Regions from separate parts of the Mus musculus genome. Here region 2 is linked to region 1. A link is a loop called in an ENCODE intact Hi-C map of the cell type or tissue named here. Cell type or tissue: heart. All regions are shown on one strand.

Region 1 (8,000 bases):
CGCGCACTCAAGCCACAGCACAACCTACAGGGGTCAGTTCTCTCCTTCCACTGTGCATACCAAAGTAGATAAATTCAGGTCTTTAAGTTTGTTGGGAAGTACCTCCACCCACTGACCCATCTTGCTGTCTTATCCATACATTTTTCTTTTAATGGAACATGTTTCAATTCTGTCTATCTTTCCATCTATTTGCCTTTTTGTGTATCTGTCTCTGTCTTTTTGTCTGTTTCTGTCTCTGTCTCTCTTCCCCTTCCCCTTGAGATACTAAGTTTCATAAGAAGCTCTATCACTTTAGGTTTTGTTTTTTATTGTTTCAAAAGCAAAACATTACAATAGACATCCCTGGGTACTCATCCTCGATTCGCCTCCTGGCTACTTGAAGCTCCCTTCATAATTAAGAGTTTATTAATTTTACCCAAACAGTACTGTTCTGTGTGCAGTGTGTTATCACTCCTATGAAATAGTTCCAGAAAACAGAATTCTAAACTTTTAATTTTCTTACAACATTCTAACTGAAGAGTTCCCTTGTGGCCCCACTGAGTTATTCTTATTGCTACACAAATAGATTCAAAGTTACTTACTCATTTCACTCTTGAGGGATGTTCTGTTTACTCTTATGAACTGTACTGTAGTAAATATTCTTGCATCGCTTCCTGGCCACATGTGGCAAAGACTATTACAAAGCTCTACCCTTTCACAAACCAGAGAAGATAACTTGGTTAAAGGGAGAGTCACACCACACATGTGCATTTAATGCTAAATTCTCAAAATCAGCAAAATTAGATTCCTACCTTTTGAATTAAAAAAAATATATACAATGAGGTAAAGATCTAAGTATAGAAAAATGTTTACAATAAAATGTATTGACGTCTGTTTCTTATATTGGAGTGGGATTTCTTGTGGAAATTATATGGAACCACACCCAGTAAAGGAAAAGATTAAAAACTATACTGTGCTGAGGTTCACCAATCATCATTGTTGAAAGATGTCATATAAGAGTGAAGGTCCCATTCAGAAAATGGGGAAAGATGTGTGTGTATCTGCAGTAGTCGAGCTCTAGGACTAATGATAGCATGAAAAGCATTGTTACACCCCAAAACTTCCTTCCTGCTTACTCAAACACATTTTCCTTACTTGTTTCTTCCTTCCTGGGTGGCAAAGTGTACACACTGACTGATCTTTCCTCATTGCAAATAATTAGTCCTGCATATATGTCCATGGAGAGTTTATCTAATCCTGAATGACAAGACTAGCTATGGCTTCACTAGTTTCCCATATGTGTCTTTCACGACCTCTTTTCCTGGCTATTTAAAGGAAGCTGTTTAATAGTTTTATTCTACCTGTCAAGTTTCAAGAAAAAAATCACATCTATATCAAAGACAGAGCACTCAGTTTGGATAACAGTTTCTAAAACCTTCACACCTGGCCATGGTTTGCACACTACAAAAAAAAAAAAAATCATGTCCACACTAAACGTCTGATTATGAACATATTTTCAAACAGGCCTTTGCAGTTGTGATTAACTTAGGTTCAAAACAAGATCACAATGGATGAAGGTGGGCATTAAATCCAAGGAAACATGTCCTTACAAGAAGAAAGGATGCAAAGAGACACTGAGAAGTAGGTTGCTTAGTTACTATTCTACTGTTGTGTAGAAACTCCAAGACCAAGGCCGCTTATAAAAGAAAGCATTTAATTAGAGGTAAGCTTACAGTTTCAGAGAGTTAGTCCATGGTCATCACAGTGAGGAGCATGGTGGCAGGCAGACAGGCAGGCAAGCAGACAGGCAGGCAGGCAGGCAGGCAAGCAAGCAGGCAAGCAGGCAAGCAGGCAAGCAGGCAAGCAGGCAAGCAGACAGGCAGGCAGGCAGGCAGGCAGGCAGGCAGGCAGGCAGGCAGGCACCAGAGCAGTAGCCAAAACTTACATCTTCATCTGCAGGCAGGAGGCAGAGAGAGAGGTAGAAACTGGGTCTAGCATGGACTTTTGAAGTCTCAAAGCCTAACCCAAGGTCACACAGCTCTTTCAGCAAGGCCACAACTCCTAATCCTTCCCAATCAGCTCCATTAACTGGGAACCAAACATTTAAATATACAAATCTACTCGAGGCATTCTTGTTTAAACCACGGAATGAATCGTATGAAGATGGAGGCTGAGACTGAAATAATGCAGCTATAAGTCAAGGAATGTCAAGGACTGGAGGAGCCAGCAGAAGCTAGGAAGAGTCGAGGAAAGACTCTTTGGGGGAGAGCATAACCCTGTGAGCATTTAGATTTCTAGATTTCCATAACCGTGAGTGGACAAATTCCTGCTATGCTAAAATCCTGGTAGTCTGGTAATTTATTATCGTCTGTCACTTCCTTAAGCTAGCACACATCTGTGGGGCTTTGCACTGCTTAGACCATTATACTTTAAAGTACCTACTAGTGACATAAAAAAATCCATATTTACTCTATTGCCATGGTTGAGTCATATTTCTCGATGGAAACTGGCTCATTCAGGCTAGCTGTGCACACCAGGGATCAGGGGATAGTTACAGATAATATGAGTGCCATCAGGAGACTGACCCCTTTGAGGTGACTTGACATCTGTGTTGACCAATAGAGTAGAGTAATTTGAAATGGACAGTCCTGTGAAATCTGACCTCAGCTCTTTGCAGTGTCTAAACACTTGGTGAACCGTGAAAAGTCAATTATTTAGTCTTTGAATATTATCCTGATGCTATATTACTGTGTCAGTCTTTGTGATGGCAATGTATTTATCAATCTTAAACACATATTTGTACTGTGATGAGGCAAAAATCTCATGAGGCTTTATGAAACTCCATCTTTGGAGGTTGTTGTGTTCATCTTTTTTTTTTTTTTTTTCAAGATAGAGTTTCTCTGTGTAACCATACTGGTTGTCCTGGAACTCACTTTGTAGACCAGGATAGCTTCAAATTCACAGAGAGCTGCCTGTTTCTGTCTCCAGGGTGCTGGGATTAAGTATAATCACCACCACTGCCTAGCTACTTTTTGTTATTTCTAAATAGCATATTATCAAAGTCCACACTACCTTCCCACATCACTTCTGGAAAATATACTGGAAAGTTCTAGTAGAGCTGAGTAACATTAAACTGTGCCAACAGGTGGCACCACAGCAACTAACAACTGCTTTGGTAAGCACGCCATTCCTCACATGTAATACCGCCTCCCCTCAACGACCCTACATTGTGTGTAAATCCGTGGAGGTTCAGAGGAATCATGCTGGTTGCTCACTGACACTCAGCTGTAAAGATGACTTGCTGGTGAAGAGTCCTTGCTCTTCCAGAGGACCCAGAACCCACAGGCCAGTGAGCAACCATCTTTAACTCCCACTCCAGAGGACCTTCATACCCTCATCTAGCCTCCTTGTGTACAAGGCATGCCGGAGCTCTACCTACATTCATGCAGACAAAACACTTATATCCATAACACAAAAGAAATCATTTTAAAAAATAGGTTGGAAACCAAAATTTAATTCATATTTTGTGTATTAATGTGATATTTTCTGACCTGAAAATTAACTTCTAAAAAACAAGAGAAATTAACATACACAAATCATGATTGACTTACATTTTAGGTTCCTATCTTGTTTTGTTTTGTTTTTGTGTAATTTTGCTTCACAGGTGGAGGCAACATTGCCTCCAGGTGATATTTGAGACTGTCTAGAAACTGTTTTTGTTGTCACAACTTTGAGGAGAGGCATGTATTTTCTCTACCCTGTAGCAGTCAGGGATGCTGTCAAATGCTCCACAACACACAACAGTGAGCTATCTAGACCCAGATCTCAACAGTGTTGAGGGTGAGTAACTGAGCTATGGAATGATATAACGAAACCAGACAATCTATAAAATTATGGCCACATTAAAAAAGAAAAAGCATAGGAAGAGTGATGGGTTGAAGAGTCAAGAGTCTGCCACAGAGCCTTGTTGGACTTACTGTGGCTAACATCTCTACCGTTGATGTAGCATTTCTAAAGCTGTAGTGCTTCTGGAGTTCATTAGTTAATTTGTCGTACATTCAAGCACAGACAGTGAAAGAGGCAAAGAGGATGGTTAGCACTGATGATGTGTGATTTATGGAGAGAGTCCTGATTTTCTGAATGACGGCCAAGCTATTACTTAGAAGACAATAATACCTAAAGTTGAGAAATGTCTCAGAGGCCTGACTGACTTCATCCTTAATTGGACAGTGAGAGGAACTGGTGTCTGAGGAGTGGACTGTGTGCTGGGGTCACACACTTGTGGTATCTCAGATGGAGCTTTGATGGCCAGGATTTCTATCAGTGTCTTTTTCTCCCTACTGAATTGCCATCCCCTGTACTAGGCTAATAGAAGACACTTTGCAGTTTCAGATAAATCTCTAGGCTTCTCTTTTGTAGCCTTGGGATGACACGATCAGAGCAAGGAGGAGAATAACTGCTTCAAACACCAAAGTCTCTAGAGTCAAGGTCCTCGGTTGCCATAGCATGACTTCTGAGGCTGGACTCAACACAGTCCTTGCTGTAGTCTAAGCTGAGAGAAAGGGTCCAGATCCTAAAGAAATAATGGAGGTGAGGGTTGATTGACATGGACTCAGAAGTAGCTATGGTGCACAACCACTATCCCAGCCACATCCTGAGTCAAGGACCCCAACCTGACTGACTGATCCAAAGATGCCTGTGTGCTGGGTCAGGATGTAAGTTCAAGCCAGTTCAGCACCAGTAAGTGCTGGTGAGAGTGAAAGATAGGAGAGTGACTCACCTGAGGACCAATGGCCAGGGAAAGCTGGTTGTAAGTGGGAGCAAACTATGCAACAGTGTCAGAAAAATCGACACTAACAAAGTTAGGCAATCTGATGGAAGTGAATTCTCAAATAATTTGTCAAAATTCCACTCATCCATGACAACTGAATGTGTTGTGTTTCTCAATAGCACTTGTGTAGTTTAAAAGCTTGAATGATTATTTTAATTGGTTTACCATAAATGTTCATTTGAGGCTAGCAAGTCCATAGGGTTTTTAAAATTGTGTACCAGTAAAATATTGTTCTGCCACCTGAGAGACTGTAGAGCAAATTTAAGGTTTTCTTTATTAAAGTTGTTCTTATAAATCAAAGTTCTGTACTTCTGATATGATAAGATCTATGGTACCTTCGACTTTTCTTTTAGGTGCTTTGGAGTGTTTTTTTTCTTCTTCTTCACGATTTTTTTTTCTTTTCCTTTTTTTCTTTTTAATTTTTTTACATTCCATATTCCGTTCCCTGTCCCCATCAACCCTCTGACTGATCCACATCCCACACCTCCTCCCACTCCACCCCATCTCCCTGTGTATGCCCCCACCCACACCCCACCTGATCTCTAAACTCCCTGGGGCCTCCAGTCTCTTGAGAGTTAGGTGCATCATCTCTGAATGAACACAGACCTGGAAGTCCTCTACTGTATGAGTGTTGGAGGCCTCATATCAGCTGTTGTATGCTGTCTGTTTGGTAATCCAGTGTTTGAGAGTTCTCAGGGGTCCAGATTAATTGAGACTGCTGGTCCTCCTACAGGATTGCCCTCCTCCTCAGCTTCTTTCAGCCTTCCCTAATTCAACAACAGGAGTCAGCTGCTTCTGTCCATTGTTGGGTGCAAATATCTGCATCTGACTCTTTCAGCTGCTTGTTGGGTCTTTCGGAGGGCAGTCATGATAGGTCCCTTTTTGTGAGTGCTCCATAGCCTCAGTAATAGTGGGAGGGAGAGGGGAACCTGATCTGGTATTGGGTGAGAGAAAAGGACTGAAGCCCTTAGGGCTAGGAGAAAGAATGTAAATAGGCAATCTCAGGAAATAGGAGGTTTGGGGTACCCCCAAGAATGCACCAGAGTCCTGGGAGGTCAGAGGCTCCCAGAACTGAAAGGGAGGGACCTTAGATGAAATGCTCAACAGTAGGGAGAGGGATCTTATAAAGCCCACCTCCAGCAGGAAGACAGGGCATCAAATGAGGGAGGGGGTTGCCATCCCATAGTCACACCTCTGACCCATAATTGTTTCTGTCTGAAAGAATTACAGGGGTGGAAATGGAGAGGAGCCTGAGGAAAAGAAGGTCCAGTGACAGGCCCAAAGTGGGATCTAGCTCAAAGGGAGGTCCCAAGGTCTTCATGATTTTCTTTTTAATTTTAGGTTTTCCTTTGCTAGCTTCTCACACTAACATTGTCTTCTACATTAAGGGTTTTTTTTTTTTTTTAAAGCAAAATAAAAAAAAAGTGAAATAAATCAGAGGTAACTGAAGACAGATTGCTAATTGTCCTACCTAAGGAAGATCTTAAAGCATTCAAATCAGGGGATCAATAAGGAGACTTCTCAAAGGAAATGTTTTGAAAAGAAAATACGGATTGTATAGTTGTACCTTAGGTTTCAAATATGTTAACAATAGCAGAGAAAGTTTGAAAGGATACTTTTTTTTTAATGCTGAAAGGTTGGGGAAAACATGAACTGAAATAAGTTTTAAAAGATTTGCAAATTATTATTCTCTTAAGGTTGAGATTTTGATTTTTTTGTATAAAATACTTAATACATAGAAGTCATATTTCATAACATACCACTAAAGGGGAGATATTCTTGTACTATGTATCTGCTCAAAGTGACCAAATACTTGACTGATAGTCCAGAAGGTTCTGTTCATCATGACAAAAAGGCATGGTGGATCTGCTTATATCTGACAAGGAATAGCAGGTGGGGCTGAGGACCAGGTGAAACCTTCAAGGTTTAGCTCTAGTAACTTAGTGTCTCTAGATGGCTCCTATCTCCACATTTCCATAGTCATCTAAAACTGAACCACAAGCTACAGACCAAGCATCCAAACTGTGAGTCTTAAGGGACCCTTTATAATCAAACCATAACAATTTTCCTGCATTCATTTGTTTATTTAGTTTGGAGGCTGTACGTATAGTGGTGTGTGTGGAGGTCAGAAGACAAGGGTTGGGAGTCAGCTCTTTCCTTCATATCTGTAGAGAAATTTTAATCTAGCAACATGGCTGCTCTAGCAAGAGATGGCATCCAAATACCTAGATCTATGTGATCAGGCTGGAATGCAGACAAGCCAAACACCATTAATCCCTCTGGCTGGAATACATATAACCCCTTAGTACACACTTTTAAGGTATAACTAATTTGTAGAAGGAAGCAGCTGTGTTTAAAAGTAACACCTAATTGAGGGACAAAGTAACAAATCAGAGAAAGATTTGACAGAATGAGTCAGATATAGGATATAACTATAACTCTCACAAGAACAGGACAGAAAGGAAGGCTATGTAAGAGTAGCACAGGAGAGAGAGTCAGCTGAGTCAGTGCAGTACAATGGGCTTAAGTTTGTTCATGAGTCCATGCGTTCAGTGTAGACCAACAGAGGCACCTGAAGCCAGGTAATAAGAAGGAGCCAGAAGATTAGAACAAATTGCAAGAGTTAATTTGCGGCCAACCAGAGCAATTCAGTGAGAAGCTGAGAGAAGCCAGATTGATTAAGTCAGTTTGGCGAGTAGCTTTAGCCTGAACAGGTGAGTTGAAACAGCCAACCAGAGTTCGTAAAGAACTAGAGACGGTGTTTTAATTCAGGAGTAATCCTCTGAGATGACAAATACATTAAATGAATAAAAGTTCCATTTACACATATCTTTTCTGGGAATGGAACTCAGGTTTTCAGGGTTGGAAGCAAGTACTTTTACTGCTGAGTTGTCTCCTCAGCTTCTACCATAAAAGTTCTTAGAGCTACTAAATGCTGGTAGGTAAAGTGGTGACAGACGTGATTCATTTAGTAAATCATTTGGTCAAGTGTCTGTCCCATGAGTGAGTGGAATCTCAGTGCTCTGGCTCTGGGGGAATCCAGGTAATGTTTAGTAGCCACAGAGATAAAAGTCTGCAGTCACAGATCAGAAGCCAGAAGCCCTGAGACATGGCCTTGAATGACTCCATACCGCAGGACAATGCTACTATGTGCTATGAGAAAGGGCAGGTCAGAGGTGCAGGTTAGGAG
Region 2 (8,000 bases), 410 kb before region 1:
GTCATCTGCATTTTTAAAGCTTACAGTGTTCTTAGGCACATAGGGAACGTAGAAAGGATGAAGGCTTAGCTCCTCATTATAAACATACTAGAACTGGGCTGTGGGGTGACTTGCTGCACAGCATGAGGACCAGAGTGAGACCCCCAGAAGCTGCATAAGCCAGGTGGGCAATGCCATCCACCTGTAGTTCCTGCACTTCGGAGGGACTACACAGATGGGATCCCCAAAGCAAGCTGGCTAGCTACACTAGGTTGCTTCAGTTAATAAAGGAGCAGTTTCTTCTGATTTCCACACATCGGTGCACACACATACATGTATACTCACACACATGGGAGCACATCCATGCATACCCCACACAAACATGAAAATAAATGCTAGATGTTGGTGGGTAAGAGCAAAGGCCTCTCTTGTCTGAACATTTCTTCTTGAAGAATATTAAGGCAGTTATACAGCTTTGTTTTGCTTTTTTCTTTCTTCTTTGAGACTGGATTTCTCTGTGTAATCCTGGCTGTCCTGGAACTCACTTTGTAGACCAAGCTGGCCTCGAACTCAGAAATCCACCTGCCTCTGCCTCTGCCTCTGCCTCCCAAGTGCTGGGATTAAAGGCGTGCCCCACCACCGCCCGTGCTTTTTTCTTTTCTCTTATTGAGACTGAGTGGCATGTAGCCAAAGCTGACTTCAAACATGTTTTGTAGCTGAAGGTAGCTTTGAAGTCTTCATTTTCCTACCTCCACCTTTCAAGTGCTGAGATTACATCCACCATCATGCCTGGCCAGTTGTGTTTTAGTAAAGTAAGATTATCTAATCCCAGAGCCATGGGAAGATTATTGGGAATTTTCCAGTTGGACACTGAAACTAACGTGTCTTCCTCCCCTGGTGTCTGGACTGAAAGAGGCAAGGTTGTCGAGCAGGGAAATTCTGAGTCTCTTCTGGCTCTTCCCTCTTTCGCAGTGTCAACAGAAGAGTGTGGTCTTGGGCTTTGGCAGCCTGAGTTGTCCTAGACGCCTTTGGCACACCCTTTGAGTTCCCGAAGCAGAGGACTACCAAGTTAGGCCGGACTCAGCGGTCACAGTCGAGTGCTAGTTGGCCCGTGGTGATTATTTTGTACTGTATCCTCAAAGGGCTGTAAGAGTCACTGTGTTTCCATCCTTAGATTCCCTAGCTCACTACCATGCATTGGAGAGTTGTATTCTTTCTTACATTGCTCTTTTGACATCTTATGCTATATAACTCACATGCTGGTCTCCACTCCTCTAGAATGTGGGCAAGATATCATATAAACTTGGTCAGATTGACGGTTTTCCAGATGCACAACACATTTGAGTCACCTTTCTGCTCCTTTCCCCACTGTTTTAATACCACTTTGGCTATTTGTAAATTTTCAAAATTGCTTGTACTGGACCCTTGACTCATTCTCCAGCACTTTTCAACAGAAAGAAAAAAACAAACAAAACAGAACAAAAAAATCAGTATAGGTGCTGCTGCTGGGCTATATTTTCTATTCTGGTGTGTTTTGCCAGTTTCTTATTTAATTTTGATCATTTTTATTTGTCTCAGTTTTAGGTTTTTGTTGCTGTGTAAAAGACCATGACCAAATGCACCTTGAGGAAGGAAGGGGTAATTTAGCCCATATCCTGACTAGTCAGTACATCCACTAGGGACGCCAAAGCAGAAAGTCAAAGCAGGGCAGGAACCTGGAAGCAGGAGCTGATGCAGAGGCGGTGGACAGGGGTTGCTTATTGCCTTGCGCCCATGCTTGCTCAGCCTGCTGTCTTTCAACAGCTGGGACCACCAGCCCAGGGGTGGCACTGAATGCAGTGCACTGGGCCCTCCCTCCTACATCAGTCATGAATCAGGAAAATACCTGGTAGACATGCCAGATGGGGCGCTTTCTCAATTGAGGTTTCCTCTCCCCAGAGAACTCTAACTTCTCTCAGGCAGACCAGAAACTAACCAAGACATCAGTAATTCATTTCTCCTTAAGATTTACTTTATATCTTTATGTGTATGTGTGTGAGTGCCCTTAAAAGCCAGAAAAGGATATTGGGTTCCCTAGAGCTGGAGTAAACAGGCAGTTGTGAGCTGCCATGGTGGGGGCTGGGCCAAGCTCTAGAAGGGCAGGTAGTGCTGTTAACCATCTAACCATCTTGGTAGCCCCATGAAGTTACTTTTGAATCTGGCTTGTCTCAGCTGGTTGTTGTTTTGGGTCTACACTCCTACATTCATCCTTGCATATGAGTGAGCTTGAAACCCTTTTTGTCTTTTCTAGTTCATATCTGTCTATGTTAAGACATTTTGTTTGGTTTGCAGAACAGACTCAGGATCACATTCTTCTATGAAGCTCAGTATATATAAGAATCTAGAGAGGCCAGGTCTCTGTAAGTGATTACTGCGTGTGCTCTCAGCTTAGTGAGACCCCTTAGACTTTTATATATGCATAAGCACATTATGTGTAGATGTGCATATATACTAGATAATAATTTTTATGAGTGAAGTTATCATTGGTTTGGTAAGATTCAGAGTCTTTACAATATTGAAGCATTTCTAGTGAACACCGGTGTGCAGCTTGAGCCCTGCTTGCGTTGTTCTGGCCTCCTAACTTCATTATTACCAGGACAGTAATTTTAAACAGGCAGCATGGCCCTGGTGTCAGTCTTGGGGAAGAAGCCTTTCCCACTTTATGTAAGACCTTTCTCGTGGCTTCTGGGCCAGCTCTCTGAACCCGAGCCACCCGGCAGCAGCCTAAACTCCCTTCAAGGAGCATCCCTGAGATGTGGTCTCTTCCCTGTCTTACTGCTGGTTATTCCTGAGCCGAGGGCCCCTTATTTTTAACTTCTAGAGAGACCACCTGCTGTGTTAGTGGCATGAATTCATTCTTAAGCACCTGGTGGCCTTTAATGTAGTTGCATTTTTTTCAGACTCTGGCATTTGTGTGAGCCCTTTTCCTGTATTGACAGAGCCTCTCCCTAATCCCTACCTTTCTATAGACTTGAGATTCTACATGGAGAGACTTGGAGGAGGTAGGATATAAACCATCTTTTGTAGGGGGCGAGGGGGATGTATGCACACATGTGGATTGGTGATCCAGTGCACATATACACAGACCAGAGGCTATAGTGTCTCCTGTTCTTTCTTTCTCTCTCCTTATTTATGCCTGACGCTGAGTCTCTCACTGAACCTGGGCTTGGACTGGTAGCCAGCAAGCCTCCTGTCCCCAGCCCACACAGTGCTAGTTACGGGTGCATGTGCCACCATGACCAGCTTTTATGTGGATTCTGAGGTTTTAAACTCAGATCCATAGGTTTGTATATACCTGCTGACATCTCCTCAGTCTTAGATCATTCTTGGCATTTAGTCACTTAAAAAAATATTTTTAAATCCTCTTTTTCAAGTTAAATTCTGAAAACACAAGCATTTGTGACTTACTGTTGGACACCAGTCGTGGGGAAATGAAGGAGATGGGAGAGATGACCCTCATCCCAACAGATGTCCGGGGCTCTGAGTGGGTGGACGGACACAGGGCTCTCCATGCACACGGGTAGGCGTCTTGCTATGGGAAGCCACGGAGCAGTCTGGGGTCCCTGGGCCTTGTGGAGCCCAGGGACAACAGGTTCTAGCTCTTGGGCATTGCAGGAGGTCACTGGACGCTGCTGAAAAGCTAAGAACAGGTGGGAGCCCAGAGCCTCAGTCTGCCCTGGGGCTGAAAGGAAAAGGGGTAGGGGGAGAAGGCAAGAGTCTGGTTAGCTCAGGCTGCTAGTTCTGTGGGCGGCTTCAGTAGAAAAGCAGAGAGAGAGAGAGAGAGAGAGAGAGAGAGAGAGAGAAGAGTAAAGAGGCAGAGAGTGGCCATGGCCACGTGGAGAGAGGGGAGAAGCGGGGAGGAGAAGGAGGGCAAGAGGTGAGAGAAAAGAAACAAGAGAAGCAGTAGAGGGAGGAGGGGCCTTTTATAGTGGGCTAGGCTACTTTGCTGTTGCAGAGTAACTGTGGGAAGGAGCATACCTGGCTCTTGTCAGGTAACTGTGAGGGTAGAGCCTGGACAGCCTATGTCAGGAGCCTTTGCCTGGGAGCATGGCAAATGGGCTTCCATCCCTCAAAGATTAATCTGTTGGGTCTCCGGAGTTTGAACCTAGCCCAAAAAACAGGCTGCCTTTCACGGTCCCACAACTTTTCTAACCTAGTCATCTGCTCACATACATTCATGTTATGCTCACCATACTGTGTGGGTCTACACTGCTCCCTAGAGTGGATTCTTCACTCTGTGTGTTTAGTCTTCCAAATTATTTGTAGGTCCCACCTCAGCAGCTGATAGAGGAACTGCTAAGAGAAACACTGCAGCTTATCCCAGCTGGGGGCCTTCAGCAGGCTAACTGTGAGGGGAAGGGGTCTTGATTCAGAACAGCTGTACTTTGAACTCTGCCTGAATTAGTCGGGGTTCTCTCGAAGCCTCCCACCTTTTCCTGCGCTCCTAGATGGGCTGTCCTATTATTTGGTTGCTCTGTGGTTTTAGTACCTTCTGTGCAGTGTACCCTGTATGCGTGGACTCTTTCAGGTCAGTGTCACACAGACAGACATTTGACAGACAAGAACGGCTGTATCTGGAGCTTTAAGAAGGCAGTCCTTACCCTGATTAGGTACATAAAAACTAGTCGTTTGTGGCTCAGCCTCCAGAGAAATCCAAAACAGCTGTCCCAGTCAGAATTCCTGATTCTTCTCCAAAACCCCCCCAGCAGTGGTCGCATTACAGTGGCTCTGACTAGGACCAAAAAAAAAAAAAAAAAAAAAAAAAGGTCTATGCTTCCAGACCTGGCTGGTAAGGTGCAGCTGCACCAAAAAGAACACAAGGGGGCAGCCTTCTCCAAATTTTCATCAAACCAGAAAAGAACAAAGAACTTGGTTGGCAGGAGTATGTACTATGCAGGTACTCACCAGAGGAAACGTGGTCCCTGTTTGCAAGTGTGCTGTGCTATGATGAATGGCATCGAGTGCTGATAGAGTCGGGTTTTACCAGACACTCCAGAATTCCTCAGTGTCATTTCTATAAACAGTTCCCTCACCTAACCCACAGCCGTACATGGAAAACAAACATTTTATTACTAGAGGCATGGATGACAGTCAAAAAATAAAATTAAATCTTTAAAAGAGGGGGAAAAAAACAACTGTGTCATTTAGAAAAGCTGAGACTAGAGTAGCTTGCTGTCTCAATCTGAAGAATGATTTCAAAGCAGCCACTTAAATCTCTTTGGTGCCATCCCTCCGCCCCTCTCTTGAAGGAATGGTTTTAGTGGTCTGTTCTCTTTCCCTTTGGTTTCCTCTTCATTGAGGGAAATGAATTATGACTCCCTCAGTTGTTTCTGGTAGGAAAGGGCTTTGTAAAACTGTGTGCTGCTCAGGGGGTAGAATGTAACACATTGCTAATTCCCGGTCTCCTGTGCAATTGGGAGCACAGTGTCGCTGGGTTTGTTTTATGCTTTCCAGATGACTGTCTGTTAGTGTGCAGGAGGCCAGCACATAATTGCACTGGTGACCGCATTTCAGAGGATTTGGGTCTGTTGATTCAAGTGCAGAGATGAAGTCAAAGTTGTTCTCCTCCACTGCTGCATCTAAATCCACTTCATTCTTTGCCTCTGTAATGGCTGGAAGAAATCAGATATGCCTTGAAAATCAAAAGTAAACGCTGCTCCCTAGGGCTAGGCCAGGGTGGAAACAGGAACGGCTCCTTTTAGGTCTCCACAGCGGCAACAATTCTAGTTGGTTTATCGCATGATTGTTTCTTATTTTAAAGCCACAAGCCTTGAATTTTTCAAAAATAACTACTAACTTTTCACTAGTGATTTATGTAGTTTCTTATTTACATGTCCTTTGTTAACTGATATTCCGATTGTACTTCAGCCCTATCTCTGACCACATCTCTCCAGCATTTATTTAGCATTCTGTTTTGGGTGTACAGTGAACAACTTTTGTTTCATTTCATTAAGCGTCACAATAAACTTCACTGATGATGCATTAATTATTTGTAAAGAAGAAATGGACAAAAAGGTTTGCTTTCCCCACAAACTTCACTATTATGTCCATCCTTTATCAGCCACCTCCAGGAAAGCAGTGCTGAAGCTCATGTGGGTAGTGAGGCTGGGTGTGTGTTTGTATGTACTGCTTGCATGTATGTTTTACATACACTGAACACATGCATGTACACATGCACAAGTACACATACACAATTTGACTAGGCACAAGGTATCCCAATACTGTTCCCAGCCTTAAACATCTTTGTTTGCAAGTAGTGTAACTTGGACTTCCTCAGTCCTTTCAAAAATTACTCTTTAGAGAAACTGTGTTTTCTAGCTTTGAGTTCTGTATTTTAAAGCCACATTTGTGTATATTTTTGATGCATCTCCAGGTTTGTTTTGGGGTGACAGACTGGAAATACAACCTTTACTCTAAACAGGAGTATAACTGGCATGAAGTATGTTAACTTTACTCCATAATATAAAAGTGTCTTTTAATGCAAACAAGCAGCCAAGCATGGTGGCTCACACCTGTCGTCCCAGCATACAGGAGGCTCAGGCATGAGAACTGCCGCATGTTTGAGGCCAGCCTGGTCTGTATAGTGAGCTGTAGGCCATCCAAGCCAATGCCATGGAATCTTATATATATATAAAAAAAAATCCAAAAGGTAGAAAGTGATTGTAGCAAATTCAGAAGTAATGTGAAGCTGCAGATGTGGAATTCTAAATTATGTAAAAATTATTCTAAGACCCACAGAATCATTGCCAAATTAAAATTTTGACATGTAGCAGATCTGTATAACTGTTCTTTGCATGTATGTGATAATTTTGTGTATCTTGGTTTCCATTTTCTTCAGTGTGCTGTGTTAATTTTTAGATTCTGAAATCAGGGTGTGGGAATTTGCAGAGGAAGCGGAGCATTTGAACCCCCTTCCCCAGCCCTTGATTTTAAAAAGATCAACATGTCCCCTTACCCACTGAGCCATCTTCCTCTTACTTAGTTTTGACGACTCAAGCCCATTTTGTCTTAGTTTTTAGAAGGCATTTTCAATTTTTATTTGTATTCATAGTTATTTTTCTTTTGTATTTCAAACCATCCTTTAAATATAAGCCCATATTAAAATGTTGTCCTTCATGTTTCAATTTAAAATGTCGACTTCATAAATTCTTAGAGACTGACACTTAATTCTTTTTGTCTCTATGCCAAAAGGTACTGATCAAGAACTTACGGAATGGGTCTTAAGAAGTACTTTGGCTTTGAAAGATTGAAGTTTGTTCTCCTATATGAACTGTATAGGAACCTTGCAGGGAAGGGATCTGGACTGAGCTTGGCCTGAGGATCCAGTCTGCCCAGTGCTCCTGACTGAGCCGACACATAGAAAAGAATCCGTTTAGCTTGTTTGCTTCCCTAGCAACCTCACTTGAGCATGCTGGACCCCTAGTTGAAGGTCTACTCTCGGGCCATTCAGCTTCTAAGTGCCAAGCAGAGGAAGGCTGGGGACACCCTGGCTTGGCTGCTGTGGCCACGAGCTGTGAGGTACCAACAGTGTGTCCCAGAGCTAGAAAGAGAAGACCTTGAATTATATGGGAGAGGACAAACTAGATAATAGTTTGAGAGGAGTGCGAAGAGTTGCTGAAGTTGCTGACTTTGTGAGGGTTAGCTGACTGAGGAGTGTGCATTTCTCAACAAGTCTGTGGTCCTTATTTGAAGCGGTATAATTACAGACAGGCAGGTGTATCCGGTAGCCATCAGTCAGGTATGCGCCCAAGGAGCAAAGAGTGACCTTTTGTAGAGTATGAGTTACAGAATCTGGTCTGTACTCTGATAGGCCATTTGCAGTCCCTGATAAAAAGAACTCTTTTTACTTGGCCAGAATTCATACCAGCCAAGTGCCTCCAGGTTAGGGGAAATAAGGACAAGTTAACTGTTGCTAAATGTAATAAAGCGTCAGGCTCTCAGCGGTACACACCTTGATGATGAGAAAATGCCATTTGTTTGGC

What was found. Peaks named below come from ENCODE experiments on the same cell type or tissue, not always from the same donor. Only the 100,000 strongest peaks of a DNase experiment are listed, where the experiment ranks them.
Region 2: it touches region 1 in a loop (2.3-fold over the local background); 2 of 42 quality-filtered maps call a loop at or near these places.

Annotation. Positions count from the first base shown.
Region 1 is chr7:83,123,273-83,131,272 of GRCm38, forward strand. No RefSeq gene overlaps it. Among named protein-coding and RNA genes, the nearest start is that of A530021J07Rik, 21 kb to the right of the region's middle. In heart, a CTCF peak has its summit at 3,120 (motif pointing right); no DNase peak of the experiment used is centred here.
Region 2 is chr7:82,710,990-82,718,989 of GRCm38, forward strand. The region is part of intron 15 of Efl1 (elongation factor like GTPase 1); the gene reads left to right. Among named protein-coding and RNA genes, the nearest start is that of 4933406J10Rik, 41 kb to the right of the region's middle. RefSeq lists an enhancer at 2,879-6,103. In heart, a CTCF peak has its summit at 4,848 (motif pointing right); no DNase peak of the experiment used is centred here; H3K27ac peaks cover 1,196 bases.